Linked DNA regions of Homo sapiens: all the other regions are linked to region 2. Evidence: chromatin contacts called from ENCODE Hi-C or POLR2A ChIA-PET data. All regions are on one chromosome and are shown on one strand. Each heading gives the region's core, a stretch centred on a gene start or an enhancer-like site at or near the end of the contact. The rest is flanking DNA. Distances are from core to core; before and after follow the strand shown.

The links. Hi-C counts contacts between places; a loop is a spot of excess contacts on that map. ChIA-PET counts read pairs that join two places held with the same protein, here RNA polymerase II (POLR2A). Pooled maps may share reads with other maps.
Region 1: a loop to region 2 is called in a map of PC-9, with 8 times the contacts of the local background. The contact joins the promoter of LINC02874 here to the promoter of KRT5 in region 2. A Hi-C loop is called at or near these places in 1 of 168 maps with a recorded cell type or tissue (PC-9) and 1 of 50 pooled maps. POLR2A ChIA-PET finds 5 or more read pairs at or near these places in 2 of 52 experiments (MCF 10A and activated T-cell).
Region 3: POLR2A ChIA-PET joins it to region 2 with 10 read pairs in GM10248. The contact joins the enhancer-like site here to the promoter of KRT5 in region 2. POLR2A ChIA-PET finds 5 or more read pairs at or near these places in 3 of 52 experiments (GM10248, activated CD8-positive, alpha-beta memory T cell and naive thymus-derived CD4-positive, alpha-beta T cell).

Annotation. Positions count from the first base shown.
Region 1 is chr12:52,211,791-52,215,653 of GRCh38, forward strand. LINC02874 (long intergenic non-protein coding RNA 2874) reads right to left here and starts at 1,793. Exons shown (of 3, transcript NR_164133.1): 1 at 1,726-1,793; 2 at 752-812. It overlaps LINC00592 (long intergenic non-protein coding RNA 592), which reads left to right. Exons shown (of 5, transcript NR_027358.2): 2 at 254-366; 3 at 809-1,237. RefSeq lists an enhancer at 1,657-2,218.
Region 2 is chr12:52,519,144-52,522,907 of GRCh38, forward strand. KRT5 (keratin 5) reads right to left here and starts at 1,251. Exons shown (of 9, transcript NM_000424.4): 1 at 599-1,251; 2 at 1-17. The coding sequence starts at 1,153. RefSeq lists enhancers at 1-338, 3,158-3,764.
Region 3 is chr12:52,028,378-52,032,099 of GRCh38, forward strand. All of the region lies in intron 1 of LOC124902934 (a long non-coding RNA gene), which reads left to right. It also overlaps a transcript of NR4A1 not described here. Among named protein-coding and RNA genes, the nearest start is that of NR4A1, 21 kb to the right of the region's middle. Within about 2 kb of position 1,501, at least 7 of the 41 ENCODE cell types and tissues checked have a DNase peak (open chromatin) inside an H3K27ac peak, as active enhancers do.

The DNA of each region.
Region 1 (3,863 bases), core at 543-3,042, 310 kb before region 2:
GCCTTTGGGTTTCATGGAGCAAGGGAGTGATGGCAGGGGCATGCTCCTGCAGAGGGAGGAGGGGATGGGGTGTGTGGGTCTAGAGCAGGCAGTCTGAGGTGGGCCTGCCCAGGTGAGAGGGTGTGGGGACTCCATCAGGTCGGAGTTTGGAGCCCAGGGCAGGGCTGAGGGAGGGGGAAGGGTGAGGTGGAGGGCTGGACTGCAAGACCAGGCAGGGGAACCGCGGCTTCAGCTCTGCCAGCACTTCCCTTAGGCCTCCCAGGCTGGTCTGCTCCACTGGCCCTCAGAAAGACTTGTCGCCTCGCCGAGCCTCAGTGTTCTCATCTGAAGAATAGAGTGGGCAAGGCCTTTCTCCTACACACTCAGGTGTCTGATTAGTGAACAGTCACGGTGTCTCCAACTGGGCCCTGAGTTATGGGAGAGGCAAGCCCATGACCCACCAGGCCCCACCAAGAGCCGTGCCACAGCCTGAGGTGGGCTCTCGGTGTTGACCAGCTCTTGGAGTACTTCAGGAGGAGGTGGAGGGACTGGGGAGTTCTAGGAGTGTGTCCATGATAAAGAGCCGCAAACAAGATCCCAGGTCCAAGGCTGCCTCACCTCCCCTGTGACATGGGGTGCTCTCTCAGACCCTTCCAGCTCATTGGGCTTTTGAGCCACCCCTGCGTAGTGGGACCAGGGCCCCCAGGGCTGGGAGGACAGGGAATATGGGGTTGTAGCTTAGGCGTAATGGGGTGAGGACCCCAGGACTCACCCAGCTCTGAAGGTTGCCAGATCTTTGCATCTTACTGTTCATCTTCTGCCTCTGCAGAGCCCTGAATGGGAAGAAATGGGTTCCATGTGCAGCAAGCCAGGAGAGATTTAGGCAACGAGAACCTCCAGTTCTGTCTTAGGGTTCCCAGCTTTCTCCTTGTCCTGAGGGAGCCGCTGAGCCTGTGGGAGATGAGGGGTGCCCATTCCCCAGTGCTTCTCACCCTCCCCCACCTGCCCTCCTGGGGTACCTTTGTCTGCCACTTGCATCCTATTGGAAGCTGTCCCCAAGTGCGTGTTAGGCAGGTGGCAGGTGCTGGAGCAGAGTGCACCACCCTCCGGCGATCACTGTGAGTTGGGGTAAGAGTGGGGTGTTCCTGCCAGCCCCAGGAGAGGGGAAAGCAAGCCCCCGTCCACCCTTGTGGGTCTCTGCTCCTGGAAAAGGTGCTCTAGCAGGCTCATCTGTGTGAGTCACTGTCTTCCATGTGGGGTAAGTTGAGCCCTGCCTTTTGGATCTCAAAATCCAGGGATGCCGACATCCTGGGTCTGGAGAAGGGAGGAGGCACAGGGCAGCAGAGCCCTGGCCTGTCTTTCCTGACGGGGTATGGAGCTGGCAGGACAGGGAGGCTAGGTGGCTGGTGGTGCAGGGCGTGCCCATCCCTCTACCTCCTTCCTCACAGCCCTGCACTGCTCTGTCCCGGTCTGGCCCCTCTTCTCTCCTCACTTTTTCTTCTCTGCTTCTCTTCTCTCTCACTCCCCTCCTATCCTCAACCTTTTCGTCTCCCTCCCCGCAGTCCTTCCCTCTGCCTCCTTTATTTCTTCCTTAACCCCCTGCCCTTCCATTTCCCATCTCCTCCTCCACCCTCCAGTTCTATTCCATCCACTTGCCCCACCACAGACCCGCCTCCCTGAGTTCAAGCTGCCCATTCTTCCTTCTTGCAGCCCCTGCCCATCTGAGCAGCAGAGTTCATCCCATACCCTGCAGGGAGTCCAGCGCCACCATGATGTCCCTCTCTTCCCTCCTTGAGGCTGGCTGGGTCCAGCCTGAGCTGTGCCACCTGCTGGCTCAGGCCAGTGGGATTGTGCCTCAGGCAGGCTCCTGCCCTTCCAAGCCAAGGGCTTGGCTGCAGACCCGACAGCGGCTCCCAGAGGTGAGGCTGGGGATTGCAGCATCCTGCCAGCTGCAGTTCCCTCCCTGCTGTACTCTCGTTCCTGATGTCCTGAAGGTCCCGCTTACAAGTCTACTGGTGGGCATGAACGTGCGAATGCTGTGTGGACACCTGGGCATAGTCTGTTGTTCATGCATGCACGTGCGCATCTGGTGTGTGTGCATGATTTGAGTGTGTACCTTCTGCCTTGAGTGAGCACCACCCCTGGGAACCGCAGTGTATGTGTGAGTGCTGAGTGCACATGACTGTGCAGGTGTGTGATGGAATTCAGGCTCCTGCAGACTTTGCATATTTGTGAGTGTGTACATTTGGGAGCATGTGCGATAGCACAAAGTCATGTGTTTCCCTGAGTGCTTGGAGAAGCTTAAGTGCCCTGCCAAGTGTGTGCTTCTCTGTGCCTGGGGACACCAGTGGGCACCGGAATAGCATGAAGCCACGTGGACATGTGTGAGGTGGGAGGGGGCTGTGGGCACTTACACAAGGCTGCTTGTAGCATGCACCTGTGTGCCCAAGAGGGACTATCTGCCTGTGTGAGTTATGTGCACATGTGTGTATTCACTGCACGTGTGAGGGATATGAGACCATATCCCTGTGGCACCATAAAGGCACATGTGAGCAGTGAGCAGGGCCTGAGGAAAGCTGTCTGTGTCTGCATGAGGAGATGCATCCTCACAGGCCCAGGGTGTGGCTGTGCTGAAAGGGGACATATTTAGTGATTTATGAACTTTTAAGGAAAAGCCTCAGCCCCCATTCAGGCCCCAGACACAGTGACCCCCTGCCCCCACTGCCACATCACTCAGGCCTGACATCAGCCAGGCACCTGAAACCACAGGAATGAGAGGTGATCTCCTTGCTCCTGCCACCTCACCTGCTCACCCACTGCAGGGCTGATGCCAGGGGACAGCAAGGATGCCTCCCGAAGCACCTACTGGGTGCAGGAGTGTGCTGCCAAGACCATGCTGCAGTCCAGGCCAGAGACCCCTCTGCAGCCATGGAGGCCACGCTAGCCCCACCCGCTGGCTGAGAGAGGGTTGCAGGGAGTAGGGATACCTGTCTCTGCCTTGGTGGACTTGGGGTGCAAGTGCCCCCTTTCCCAGGCAAGCCTGACTCCTTCAGGAGAGCTGGTGGGCTTCCCAAAGTCTGCCCTCTGGGACTGACTGGCCATGAAGCAGAGGAGAGGAAGCCGTTGATAAATGTGGGATGGAGGAATGAATGAAGAAACGGTGAGGCTGGGTGAGGTGGCTCACACCTGTAATCCTAGAGCTTTGGGAAGTTGAGGCAGGAAGATTGCTTGAGTCCAGGAGTTGGAGACCAGCCTTGGCAACATAGTGAGACCCTCTCTCTGTATTTTTTTTTTGAGACAGAGTCTCAGTCTGTCGCCCAGGCTGGAGTGCAGTGGCACGATCTCGGCTCACTGCAATCTCTGCCTCCCAGATTCAAGCGATTCTCATGCCTCAGCCTCCCAAGTAGCTGGGATTATAGGATTGTGCCACCACACCCAGCTGATTTTTTGTATTTTTTAGTAGGAATGGGGTTTCACCATGTTGGCCAGGCTGGTCTCCAACTCCTGACCTCAAGTGATCCGCCTGCCTTGGCCTCCCAAAGTGTTGGGATTACAGGTGTGAGCCACTGCGCCTGGCCCAATCTCTCTCTCTCTTTTTTTTAAATTTTAGAAAAGAAACAGTGGTTCCCAGGGGTGGTGGTGGCTGGCCCCAGGGAGTGCACTGAGGGTGAGTGGATGGCTGTGCTCGGTGCTAAGAGATTGGCCTTTGAATTCACTTCTGCCTGATCCTCATTTTTCTCCTTTCTACGAAAGATCAGAAATCCCCTTCAAGTTAATTATACCAATGAAATTCAGAGGTGTGCCTGGTGCCTGGCACATGGTAGGTGCTCAGGAAATGACAGGTGTCTCCTTCCTGAGAGCTGACAGCTGTCCTGAGCCCCTTC
Region 2 (3,764 bases), core at 1-2,500:
TGCTCCAGGAACCGCACCTGGAGGGGAGCAGGGTTTGAAGATAGAGAAACTTGGATTTCATGTTCTATGATCAACTCACTAAGGTGCCTCCCACCTCTTTCCGTCCCTCTAAAGCTTTTCTGTGCACTGTGCCTGGCCCTGGGCCCCAGGAGGGGAGGTGCAGACTGAGGCACCCAAACTCACTTTTCCAGGGGGAGATAGGACACCTATCCAGGGCACAGAAAGCACTAGGAGTGCTGCTTGGAGTGTGTCCCGGCTCAGGGGTGGCTGCAAAGGCACTCAGGCTGCTGCCCATGCACTTGTCTACCTTCCTGTACAGTCAGCCCCTTTATATATGGCATGAAATTCATCTCTCTGTCCAACAGTTGTTAAGAGGCCCTTGTGAGCTAACCTCTGAATGGGAAGAAATAATTCTCCCTTCCCAGCTGCCAGTCTAATTCAGAACGTGTCCACAAATCCAGGGCACAGAAACAAACGGAAACACAGAACTGTACAACTATAAAAGTATTTGCACAAAGCCAAAACATCTTCCTTCTTTCTCTCTCTTTGGCATTTATTTCAGACCCACAGTGATTTTTTACAAAAGATCGTAGCTCACCTTGTCGATGAAGGAGGCAAACTTATTGTTGAGGGTCTTGATCTGCTCGCGCTCCTCGGTCCTCACCCTCTGGATGCTGGGGTCGATTTGCAGGTTGAGGGGAGTCAGGAGACTCTGGTTGACAGTGACCTCTTGGATACCTCCAGGAGGGCAGACAGGAAAGCCAGGGCCACCGAAGCCACCTCCAAAGCCAGCTCCGCCACCGAGCCCAAAGCCACCACCAGCTCCACCGCCGAAACCAAATCCACTACCGGCACCACCTCCAAAGCCATAGCCGCCTCCAGCACCAGCACCAAACCGGTTCCTGAAGCTGCCACCACTAGTGCTGATGGATATCCTCTTGGAGCCCCCCAGGTTGTAGAGGCTCCGGCTGCCATAGCCACCCACTCCACAAGCACCCGCAAGGCTGACCCTGCCGAAGCCACCACCACCGCCACCCCCGGACCGGGACACGGAGGTGAAGCTGGTGCGGGAGACAGACGGGGTGATGGCAGAGGCGGTGCTGAAGCTACGACTGCCCCCGCTCCGGAAGGACACACTTGACTGGCGAGACATGGTGGCTTGTTCCTGGTGGAGCAAGAGAACCAGGCACTAGTGGGTTGGGAGGTGCTGGAGAGAACAGAGCTCAGCAGGACGCAGAAGGTGGCTCTGTTACCCAGGAACGGTGATGCCCCCTTTTTATCCCTTCCAGAACTGGGCTGGGCGAGAGAGCTGTCGAGCTGTGAATGATTAAGTGGGCTGGGCATGCCTGGGGGGCAGCTGTGAGCTCACCGGTCACACCTGCACAGTGGTGTGGGGTGCAAACGCTTTCTTCCTGGCAGGCTCTGCTCAGTTAGAAATAACCTTGCCTTGCAGCACTGATCTCTTGGCAGCAAGTTGGTGACGCTGCTAGCAAGTATGTCTTCACCATAGAGGCTGGGGGCTGTGAGCAGCCCAAAAAGGATGCCAGGAACTGAGGGGGCATTGGCATGGCCAGTGTCCTGGGGACTCTTACAGGACCAGGAGTATTGACAACCATCCCAGTACGGTACATGCTGAGCACCTGCCCTTCCAGCTTGGGGAAGCTGTCCATCAGCGGGGGGCAAACGATTCCCCAGTGATCTGCTCTTACACTTTTCCAGGCAGCAGGTTGCTGCAGGGTTTTCCCCTCTGGGAAAGGCAATCTGTAGCCTTATATTCTTGGTTATGTGCTAGAGGGAAAATAGAGTTTCATCCTTTTCTGCACAATTTTTTTCTTAGGGAAGGCACAGCTATCCCAGAGCCCACTGGGCAGATCTGCCTGCAAGGTTTAGGCCAGAGAATGTGGGAAGCCCTCAGCGCCCCCTATAAACCACTTTGACCTCTTTAAGGCCAGGTTTATCCTTCCATAGCTCCTCCTAACTCAGCATTTTTTCTGCCCTTTGACCTTTTCCTTGCTCTTTGGCCTGGGCAGGACTCTGTGGGGGGTTTAGGAAACCCGGGGATCCCATGCAATCCCTTAAAAAAAAACCCTGAGACTCATGGGCTATAGCGTCTCTCTTTGGGGGTAGCTACTCTGCCGGTTCCCCAGCCCCCCAGGTGTGTTCCAGCAAGCTCTATTCCACTAGGGAAGAAATGAGTCATCGTATGTGTTGATACAGGCTGAAGGCCGCCACAAACACATACCTGCAGGAGCTTCTAATCTCATCAGGAACATGTTGAGAGTCTGACGGCCTGTTATAACGGCGAACCACCCTGTTCCAAGCAGCGGGACTTGCTCTGCTTTCTCTATGCTGTAGCCCACAGCCTCCTTCAGGGCCAAGGCAATGGAAAACGGGATTCTAAGTCTATGGATTGTCCTGCCAGAAAGGCTAGCCAGAGCAGGCCTGTGGGCCCAGGCAGCTGGCATGACAATCTGCCAGCTGCTTTAGGGAGGGCCCTTTGAGATCCCCTCTGCAAAACTTGTCTGGGGGGTTGTGGCACCAGGTGGAGGAAAGGGGGTTTCTGATGAGGTTTTAACACACGTCTGTTCTAAACCACACCCACTCTTTTTGGCAGCAGATCTGAGTGGGGCCACCTCTCTGCCGTCCCCCAAATAGAAGCAGGGCTCTCAGGCAGGACAGTGCTTGGGCTGTTCAGAGTTTCGGGGGCGCCCTGTGGCCCGAGGCTGGAGGTAGGAATGCAATGGGGATGGCTTCAAAGCCTCAGGGAGGAGGGGCTATATTCTCAAGAGTAGAAGAACAGGACCAGACCCAGGCTCAGGAATCTCTCACCAGGGCCTGCGGTTGGCCACAAGGAAGCCAAGGCAGTGGGAAAATGACTCCCTGGTGCTGAGGATCAGCTGAAACAGTGACTTCTCACCAGAGGGCTGCGATGAGCAAGCAGCTGACAGGTCAATCTCGGCAGACAGACCAATGGCCGGAGCCGGTCTTACAGGTCTTGAGCAAAATGGTTTGGGTGGCCTCCCTGGCTGGAGCATTTCTGAGACCCTCAGAGATGAATTGTGCTGAGCTCACCATTTTCACATTTGGTTGCTTTCTGGAGAACAGATGTGAGTGTCCTGGAGGCCTGAGACATACCAGGGGACCCTCGGCTCCTGATAGAACAGAACAGATCCAAGCCTGAAGCAAGTGTCTGAGGACTCGTAGTGGGATGCTCCTGCTCCACTCAAAGATCGATATCGGGGTATATCCCCACCACCACATACACTCACAGGTCCCGGGTACAGACCTCACTGCCCTCAGGGAAGCCCCACCCCTCCTGAGACACTGGGACATTCTCTTCTCCCCATTCATTCTCCTCCCAGCTGTGTTGTGAAGAAAGAGGACTTGGCAGAGCAGGAATGCGTTCTGGCTAGTCTGAGGATTGCTAGAGTGTGCCAAGCTCAGATCCATGTGCCAGGGACCAACGGTGAGTGTGTGGTGCTCCATGGGAGCAGGGAGCATGTGGGTGCTCCATGGGAGAAGCAGCAGCACTCTTCTATCCGAGCTTCGTGGGAATCCTCCCATGAGCAGGCAGGGCAGCCCCTCCCTCAATGCCAGACCTGGACAGGTATAAATAATGGAGCCGCTCCTGGTGGGGAGCCAGGCACCAGCACCACTGCAGCTCGGGAGAGTCCCACCCCAGCCTGGAATTTCACTGTGGCAGGAAGGGAGGGATTGTGTTAGGCTCACCAGGGAGCTTTCCTGCTGGGCACCCCACAGAGGCA
Region 3 (3,722 bases), core at 251-2,750, 490 kb before region 2:
ATCCTGGCCAACATAGTGAAACCCCGTCTTTACTAAAAATACAAAAATTAGCTGGGCGTGGTGGCTCATGCCTGTAGTCCCAGCAACTTGGGAGGCTGAGGCAGGAGACTTGCTTGAACCCAGGAGGCGGAGGTTGCAGTGAGCTGAGATTGAGCCACTGCACTCCAGCCTCGTGACAGAGCAAGACTCCGTCTCAAACAAAACAAAAAAACAAAAAAGATACCTGCTTAAAAGACAAAAAGACCAGGCCAGGCGCGGTAGCTCATGCCTGTAATCCCAGCACTTTGGGAGGCCGAGGTGGGTGGATTACGAGGTCAGGAGTTCAAGACCAGCCTGGCCAAGATGGTGAAACCCCGTCTCTACTAAAAATACAAAAATTAGCTGGGCGTGGTGGTGGGCGCTTGTAATCCCAGCTACTTGGGAGGCTGAAGCAGAGAATTACTTGAACCCGGGAAGCGGAGGTTGCAGTGAGCCAAGATGGTGCCACTGCACTCCAGCCTGGGTGACAAAGCGAGACTCCATTTTAAAAAACAAAAACAAAAACAAAAACAAAAAGACCAAAATTCAACTTCTCCCTAAAAATATTAATGCTTTAAGTGAAATTATCTCTCTAGTATTCCCCAAATCCTTTAGTGGAATAGGCATAATAGGCACTCCCAGGGAGCTAGGACCTGTTTACTCTGATTCCAGGACCTTCTGACAGGTGGGAAGCCCCCAGCTGGAGAAGTGTGGGACATTTTCTAAAAGAGCAGTGGAAAGTGAGTGAGTTGCCCCATCTGCCTGACCACAGATTGCCTGTCCAATGACAGGAGGGACGCATACATGCACACACACTCCACCTCTCTCCTTGGTGCTCAGATGTGGGGGCAGAATTCCCCTCCAAACGCCTGCAGCAGCATTCCCTGAAGACCCTGCCTGTGCCCAGACCCTGCCCATGACTTTGCACCCTCCTTGTGTGCCTGTGGGTCCTGCAGTTCTGAGCCCATGGCCAAGGCACAGGGGAAACAGGCCCCTAATGTACTCCAGAGACGGCCGGTGTGGTGGCCCACACCTGTAATCCAACATTTTGGGAGGCTGAGGTGGGTGGATTGCTTGAGCTCAGGAGTTTGAGACCAGCCTGGGCAACAGAGTGAAACCCCGTCTCTACAAAACATACAAAAATTAGCCAGGCATGGTGGCATACACCTGTAGTCCCAGCTACTTGGGAGGCAAAAGTGGGAGGATCACTTGAGCCAGGGAGGCTGAGGCTGCAATGAGCTATGGTTGCATCACTGCATTCAAGCCTGGGCAACAGAATGAGACCCTGTCTCAAAAAACAAAAACCACACACACACAAGACAGAACACCAGAGAGCTAAGGAATACCTACCCCTCTGCCATATAAACCTGTGTGGGGAAGGGCTTGGCTTCCTTCAGTTCCCTCCCGCCTGCCTCATGTCTCTCCAGGCACTCTCCCTTGAGGGTTGTCACCGGTAACCAGAGCTGGCTCCCCTGGTGAGAGCAGGAGCAGCGTTACTTAGCAACAGGCACAGCACACAAAATCCAGCTAATCTGGGCTGCCCCAGTGGCCAGCCCTCCTACAGCCCTCAGGGCGGTGGCTGCTGGCCAGCAGCACACCCCTAGAAGTGGACACTTATAAACTTCTGCATCTTTCTACCCCAGCAAACCCTAAGTTCCAGCTTGGGCAAGAAGGACTCTTGCACACAAAGGCACAAAGACATGGGCAGGGTGTGGGCACAGGCAAGGTCTTCAGGGAATGCTGCTGCAGGGGCATTTTCTCCGCCCTCCCTGTCCCTCTCCCCTTCCTTAGGCCCTGTCTCCCTTCACAGTATCTACAGAACTCTCTGAGGCGGGGGTCCCAGCTCTGCAGCAAGCCATGAAATGAAGGGCAAATCCCTTCACCTCTGGGTAGCTCAACTTCTCTGGGAAGCAATAACATAGCAGCTCAGTGTAAGGACTTTGAGGCCACACTGGTCTGGATGCAAATCCATGCTCTGCTACTTCTCAGCTGTGTGACACTGGACATGTTTACTTAACCTTTTATTTATTTTTTATTTTGTATTATTTTTTGAGACGGAGTCTTGCTCTGCTGCCCAGGTTGGAGTGTAGTGGTGCAATCTTCGCTAACTGCAACCTCCACCTCTCAGGTTCAAGTGGTTCTCCTGCCTCAGCCTCCTGAGTAGCTGGGATTACAGGCATAGGCCACCATGCTGGGCTAATTTTTGTATTTTTAGTAGAGACGGGGTTTCATTATGTTGGCCAGTCTGGTCTCGAACTCCTGACCTCATGTGATCCGCCTGCCTTGGCCTCCCAAAGTGCTGGGATTACAGGCGCGAGCCACCACACCTGGCCTACTTAACCTTTTAGAGCCTCAGTTTCCTCAATACTAAAATAGTGCCCACCTTAGATGGCTGCTGAAAGAAGAGACAAAGGAAAAAAGTCATCGGCACAGAGTCTGGCACAAGGGCCTGTGGATTGGGCTGAGTGCTCCTCTCGCGCATCCCCAGCTCTGTCCCCCTTAGTCACTGGCCTCCAGCCACTTGCCTTACTCTGCTGCTCTAACAAGCTGGCACTCTTTCATTACTGTTTCCTCTCCCTGCAACTTATCCCTTTCCCCTAACTCTCCACCGACAAACTCCCCTCAGTTTATTTATTTTGAGATAGGGTCTCACTCTGTCGCCCAGGCTGGAGTGCAGTGGTGCTGTCACAGCTCGCTACAGCCTCAGACTCCTGGGCTCAAGTGATTCTCTCACCTCCGCCCTGAAGTAGCTGGGACCATAGTCCCGTAACACCAAGCAGGCTATTTTTTAATTATTATTATTACTTTTAGTAGAAACAAAGTCTCCCTTACGTTGCCCAGGCTGGTCTCAAACTCCTGAGCTCAAATGATCCTCCCATCTCGGCCTCCCAAAGTGCTGAGATTACAGGCATGAGCCTCCAGTGGTGCCCAGCCTTCCCTCAGTTTAAAAGCTACTTCCCGCCAGGCACAGTGGCTCACGCCTGTAATCTCAACACTTTGGGAGGCCGAGGCGGGCAGATCACATGAGGTCAGGAGTGTGAGACCAGCCTGGCCCACATGGTGAAACCCCATCTCTACTAAAAATACAAAAATTAGCCAGGTTTGGTGGCATGCGCCTGTAATCCCAGCTACTCATGAGGCTGAGGTAGGAGAATGGCTTGAACCTGGGAGGCAGAGGTTGCAGTGAGCCGAGATCATGCTACTGCACTCCAGCCTGGGTGACAGAGTGAGACTCCGTCTCAAAACAAACAAACAAACAAATAAAAAAGCTACTTCCTTGGAGAAGCTTTCTCTTATCCATCCCTTGCGAAAATTACAGCTGCCTGTTAAATATCTCACTGACATCCTCCATTTCATTTTCTCTTTATGGTTGTGATGGTTAATTTTTTTTTTTTTTTTTTTGAGACGGAGTCTCGCTCTGTTGCCCAGGCTGGAGCGCAGTGACGCAATCTCAGCTCACTGCAACCTTCGGCTCACTGCAATTTCCGTCTCCTGGGTTCAAGCAATTCTCCTACCTCAGCCTCCGGAGTAGCTGGGATTACAGGTGCCCGCCACCACGCCCAGCTAATTTTGTATTTTTAGTAGAGACGGGGTTTCACCATGTTGGTCAGGCAGGTCTGGAACTCCCGGCCTCAAGTGATCCGCCCGCCTCGGCCTCCCAAAGTGCTGGGATTACAGGCTTGAGCCACCGTGATGGTTAATTT